Linked DNA regions of Homo sapiens: region 2 is linked to region 1. A link is an interaction called in ENCODE POLR2A ChIA-PET data of the cell type or tissue named here. Cell type or tissue: PC-3. All regions are shown on one strand. Links, peaks and the distances in the headings refer to the core of each region. The heading gives the core; the rest is flanking DNA. Region 1 overlaps ENTPD6 (ectonucleoside triphosphate diphosphohydrolase 6). Region 2 overlaps ABHD12 (abhydrolase domain containing 12, lysophospholipase).

Region 1 (2,727 bases), core at 228-2,727:
TGGGCCAGGCGTGAAGGAGACAGTGGAGAGGCATAGTGTGTGGCACAGGGTCTGCTGGGCTGGTCACCTGCGACCCCGGGGACAGCCCTCCACCCCACATCCCAGGCTCCATTCTGTAGGGCCTTGGCTTCTTAAGGGTTGTGTGACAATCATGAACTTACTGGGACATCCCAGGGGAAATCACTCTTGGGGTTACCCTAGTAGCAGTAAAATGGCATCTGAGGAAGTGGAATCGAGGGACCCAGTTCCTCACGACCCCATGAGGGTGGGACAAGGACGGTGGTCCTTTCTCAGCTGGGGCCGAGGCCCCTGCCTGTGGCCATTGTTTAGGAGGGGCTACACCCAGGAGAGTCAGGGCCAGCGCCTGCGTCACGAGCATCACGGGGCGCCTGCCCCTGCTGAGATGGCCCCTGCAGCATCACTCACCGTACTTGGCTGCGATCTCGAAGTCCCCCACCACCAGGCTGCCTCCCTTCTCCGCATCTGTGGGAGACACAACACCCAGTCTGCAGGAGCACTGTGAGGTTGGCGATGCCACTGAGACGTGAGGCTGGCACGGGGAACGCCAGCCCAAGAGCCCCAAGGCACTGACTGGCTTCTGAGGCAGGCCCTCCAGCTGTAGGCGGCACTCACGTGCTCTGAGGACGGCTTCTGGGTGATGTGGTGTGGGGTGGGTTTGGGGGCTGAGAGGGTCACCCCACAACCCAACCCTGCAGTGTCCCCCGAGAAAGCTCACCAGGAACCCAGGACCCCAAATTGAGTAAAATTTTAAGTTAAGAAAAATAAAAGTAGAGAAATTGAAATGTTTCCTGAAGCCATAGAACTGAGCTCAGCAACAGTATTCTGGTATCAGTTTCCTAAATGTAAAAAAAAAAAAAAAAAAGTTCTTGAAAAATACACTGAGGGGTGGTTTATTGGTGGCCTTCCACCTTGACCACCCACCTTCCACCCAGGCCCAGTCAGTGGTAGCTTTGTCAGCACAGAGACCCGCCGGAGGCTGCAGGGCCCAGAGAGCCGGCACCGTGTCAGCTTATTTAAAACAGTAGTGTTCTTATCCGTACCACAGGCCATACATTCTGATGATCTCACCATGATAGTGACTCTGCAACCCCCTCCAGAGTTCCCACACAGCCTGACCACCACTAGCCTCAGCAAACTCTGAATACCTTTTTCCGCCCTAATCTGGCTTCCTGGGCTGTGCAGGGTGAGTCAGAGAGACTCCACATTCAGTGAGCTGATCCCTCCCATGGGTACAGGGCAGCCACCTGCAGGTCACAGGAGGCCTCCTGTAGCCAGGGCTGCAGGGTAGGGCAGAGTGGCTGAGTCTGAGACAACGTGGGCCAGTGCAAGGCAGGACCTGCCTTCCAGCAGGAACTGGAATCAACAGCAAGTCACCAGCCACGAGGTTTTACTGAAGGGCTCAAAGAACTGATCTTTTCCTACTCAGGATGAGACGCCTTCTCAAATCTGCTTCTGGCCTCCTGCAGGGATGTGACAACAGGGTTGCTTGCCTGCCACCAGCCCTCTGCCTCGGGGAGCACACGCCCTCCACCCCCGCCCCCTGCCGCCCCGACCTTCCTGCTCAGCCCATCCGGGCCCCCTTACCTATGAGGCCCACACCAGCTGCAAGGTCGTAATAGTAGGAGAAAGCATAGAAGTCCACATGCTTCACTTCCTCCGTCCTGTGCACTCTGTTTTGAAGGACCTCTGACACTCTGGCAGCACACAGCTCGTGCAGGCTTGCCGCTGGGGACAAGCACAAGGCTAGCGGTCAGTGGGCTCCGAGCACCCAGGCCTCACAGCTGCTTGGGGCCCCTCCCAGGGGACTTGAGACTCTGACCTGAATTGTCAGGAAAAGGCAGGTCCAGAAGCCTGTAAGACCCCACCCCAAGTTGGGGCTGCTCCCCGCACAGGTCAAAAGCAGCCCTCAGGAGCCAGGGCATTGTTGGTCCCGGCGCAGGGAGTGAAGACCGTGGGCACGAAGGCAGCGGCAGACCTGGACTCTGAGGAGGAAGCTGCTGATGCCTGACACCAGTGGCCTCTGGCCTGTTGGGACCATCTGCCCTACATTCCCCCTCCGCCAGCCCGGAGTCCCACCTCCTCAGGGGGCCTGCACCCTCCCTATGTCATAGATAAGGAAGTGGAGGCCCAGCTCACTTGCCAAGCTCCCATGGCTTGAGGGAGAACAGGAACAGAGGACCCCGGAGGCCAATGGACCGTGTGGACATCTGAGGGCGCCTCTACACCCCACACCTTGACCCAGCTTCCCGGCTTTCCCAGTCCTCCTCCACCAGGCCCCATCCTTCCGAGTGCTTCCAGGGTTCCCACGGTCCACAGACCCATGCTCCAACCCTTCGATCTCATTTCCTCCTGGTGTCCCCCACCAAGCCACACCACCTCCTCCTCGTTCATTAAACACAGCAGCTGACAGAGGGCCCCGGTGTGTGCTGCTTGTGCGGCCTGGGGTGCTGCTGCTTCAGATCTGCGCAGTTTCTTGAAACCTCCTCCTGTCTTAGATCCCATGTTACCCCACGAGGCCGTCCTTGGCTGTCCTAGTTACAGCTGCGATCGCCCTCTCAGATCCCCGCCCCGTGTTATTTCTCTTGGAAGGCTTTCCCGATGAGCTTCACTGTCTGGCTCCTCCTGTGGGACACAGCTGTGCAGTCCTGCTGTGCCTGATGCGGCCCCCCGGTACACGCACCAGTGGGTGATTGACTTGGAAGGACC
Region 2 (3,020 bases), core at 294-2,793, 160 kb before region 1:
AGAGAGGAAATGCAGGTAGCTTTTCCAGGGAGCTGTGCAGTAAAGGGGGAAAGACAGGGAGGGATGGCTGGAGGGGGTGAGTTTTCTTAGCAGTGATATTAGATATCAAAAAATAAATAAATAATAAAAGCATCACTATGCCATAGGACAACTTCAGGCAGCCCACTATATTGATAATTATGATATTATGATAGTTATGTGATATATTAGCCAAAATCGCGCCATTGCATTCCAGCCTGGGCAACAAGAGCGAAACTCCATCTCAAAAAAACAACAAAAGAAACCACTCAATGGTAATTGTATTCCATGTGTTCCAGAAGTTAAGTGGAGTTATGGAAAACCTGAAAATTACTGAAATGGAATTTCTAAAGATGAAAACCACAATGTGTGAGATAAAGGTTACACTGAAGGGAATTACACTGAAGGGCAGATTAAACACTGCTAAAGAAAGGGCTCAACTATTCAATGTGAAACCTGGGGAAAAGAGAACCAAACAAATTTTCAAAAGCATCGTTACAAGGCCAGGTGCGGTGGCACACACCTGTACTCCTGCCATGCCTGTAATCCCAGCATACCTGTAATCCTAGCACTTTGGGAGGATAAAGAAGGAGGATCACTTGAGCCCAGGAATCTGAGACCAGCCTGGGCAATGAAGGGAGACCTCATCTAGACCAAAAAAAAAAAGAATTAGCCAGGCATGGCGTGCATGATTGCTTGAGCCCGGGAGGTCAAGACTGTGTGAGCCATGATCAAGCCACTGCACTCTGGTCTGGGCAACAGAGTGACACCCTGTCTCAAAAAAATATATAAATAAATAAAAGCATCACTATGCTATAGGATAACTTCAAGCAGCCTATTATATTGATAATTATGATATCATAATTGTGCAATATTAGAGCAGTCTGGAGTGTGCATGGGAATAATCCAGGGGAGAGGAGAAGATGGACGGCATGGGACAGAGTAGGTGCAGTGATGTCTCTGGGCCTGTGAGAAGGGATGGGACCCAGTGTTCTGAGGCTGAGCAGAGGAGTTCCCCTCAGATAGGAAGGAAGGCCAAGGCTGTGGGGAAAGACATGGGTAAGTTGATCTATTTGTGGGTGAAGGAATCTGCCAGTTCTCTTCTGAGTGCTTGTGCTGTCCTTAGGAAATAAGCAGCAAGGCCATCTGCTAGGAGGGCAGAGGGAAAAGGAGGTACTGGGCCTCTCTCTCTCAGTTCCCCACGTGGGCGCAGTCTGAGCTCTCATATCGTCTTTCTGACATTTAATGTTTTTAAAAAGGATGACAAGGACAGTTCCCTTGGGAAGTCATTTCAGTCACGACCTGCTGTGTATCTGTGGAGTTGACATGTTCTGCATAGTTGAGTGCTCCCCTGCTCTGGGAAGCCTGCACGGGGTCCCTGCACACATCCCAGCATGGAGGGTCTCAGGGCTGGGTTTGAGACGAAGGTGGGCGAAAGGTTCACATGAACTGAGGTCATGACAGAGTGATCAGGTGGGACCAGGCAGAACTCTCGGCCCCCAGGGCTTGCTGGTACACAGATTGCTAAGTGTCTTCATTGTTAAATAGAATTAATCTTCATATGGTAGTTGTGGGCTGAGTTGCCTCATTCACTTGTGATAAGTTTAGCGGATAAGAAAATGTCCTGACATAATGAGAGCAGAGGGCAGATGGGTGTTGGTGTGGGAAAGGCTGAGAAAGCCAGGACTTTTGGGTTTGTAAAGGTGAACGTGGACACGGCTGTCAGTGAGGGAATACACGCATACCTCAGGGGTGCTGAAACTTAGGGTTTGTTCTTGAAGCCTGAAGTTGTCCTGAGCTTCATGGTAAAAAAAAAAAAAAAAAAAAGTTCAAATTATCTTCAGTTCTTATCAGGCTGGTGGAGTCTTCAAACAAAGCTTGGGGTATATTGACTGAACTGTTCGTAATGGGAAGGTAAGAATGTTCAGGGTCAATGCCGGTCATTTTGATGTGGTAGTTCAGATCACTAGAATAGATATGGCTTTTAACTTTCAACTATTTTTTTCTCCTCATAATGTGTACATCATATATGCCCTACCCCTTCATCCTTGACCTTTGCCACTCCTGGTCCTGGATAACCACATTGCTCCTACCTGAAAGTGGCCCTGTCAATGCCAAGTGCCCATAGGTCATTTTATTCAGTAGCTACTGTATTCCTGCTGTTTGCCAGATGTTGTGCCAGGCCCTGGGGATACAAGGAGATAGTACCTGTCCTCAGGGAGCTAGTTGTCTGTCATGTTTTATGCTTGGCAACCATCAGCTCTTGCATACTCAGGCTTTGATGATGCCTTTGGCAAAGAGAAAATACAGGGATGGCTGGAGAAGGTTAGTCTACCTTCATTCACATTTATCCTTTCTTAAAGACTCCTGTGTTGCTCTGACATTTTTATGTACTGATTTATCTTCAGGGTATCTGCTATGGCTTGATGGTTTAATGGTTTAAATGTGTCCCCGAAAATTTCATGTGTTGGAAAGTATTGGAATCTTGGTCCTCAATGTAGTACTAACTACATATAAGAAGTGGGACCTGGCCGGACGCGGTGGCCCACGCCTGTCATCCCAGCACTTTGGGAGGCTGAGGTGGGCGGAACACGAGATCAAGAGATCAAGACCATCCTGGCCAACATGGTGAAACCCCGTCTATCCTAAAAATACAAAAATTAGCTGGGTGTGGTGGCACACGCCTGTAATCCCAGCTACTTGGGAGGCTGAGGCAGGAGAATCGCTTGAACCTGGAAGGCAGAAGTTGCAGTGAGCCGAGATCACGCCACTGTACTCCAGCCTGGGTGACAGAGCAAGATTCCATCTCAAAACAAACAAACAAAAAAACTAGAGGTGGGACCTTTGGGAGGTGATTGGGTCATGAGGGCTTTGCTCTCATGAGTGGATGAATCCATTCATAGATTAATGGTTTATTGAGGGTTTGGGTTAGTTATCATGAGAGTTATCACTGTTGTAAAAGGCAGTGTGGCCATCTCCTCTGATCCCCATTACCATGTGAT

What was found. Peaks named below come from ENCODE experiments on the same cell type or tissue, not always from the same donor. Only the 100,000 strongest peaks of a DNase experiment are listed, where the experiment ranks them.
Region 2: POLR2A ChIA-PET joins it to region 1 with 19 read pairs; 5 of 35 experiments call an interaction of 5 or more read pairs at or near these places.

Annotation. Positions count from the first base shown.
Region 1 is chr20:25,221,857-25,224,583 of GRCh38, reverse strand. ENTPD6 (ectonucleoside triphosphate diphosphohydrolase 6) reads right to left here. Exons shown (of 15, transcript NM_001247.5): 12 at 1,606-1,746; 13 at 427-483. Among named protein-coding and RNA genes, the nearest start is that of PYGB, 25 kb to the left of the region's middle. RefSeq lists a silencer at 500-681 and enhancers at 732-1,493, 1,494-2,253, 2,254-2,727. In PC-3, for the core only: a CTCF peak has its summit at 1,243 (motif pointing left); a DNase peak (open chromatin) is centred at 1,173; H3K27ac peaks cover 2,369 bases.
Region 2 is chr20:25,377,523-25,380,542 of GRCh38, reverse strand. All of the region lies in intron 1 of ABHD12 (abhydrolase domain containing 12, lysophospholipase), which reads left to right. Among named protein-coding and RNA genes, the nearest start is that of ABHD12, 12 kb to the left of the region's middle. In PC-3, for the core only: no CTCF peak of the experiment used is centred there; no DNase peak of the experiment used is centred there.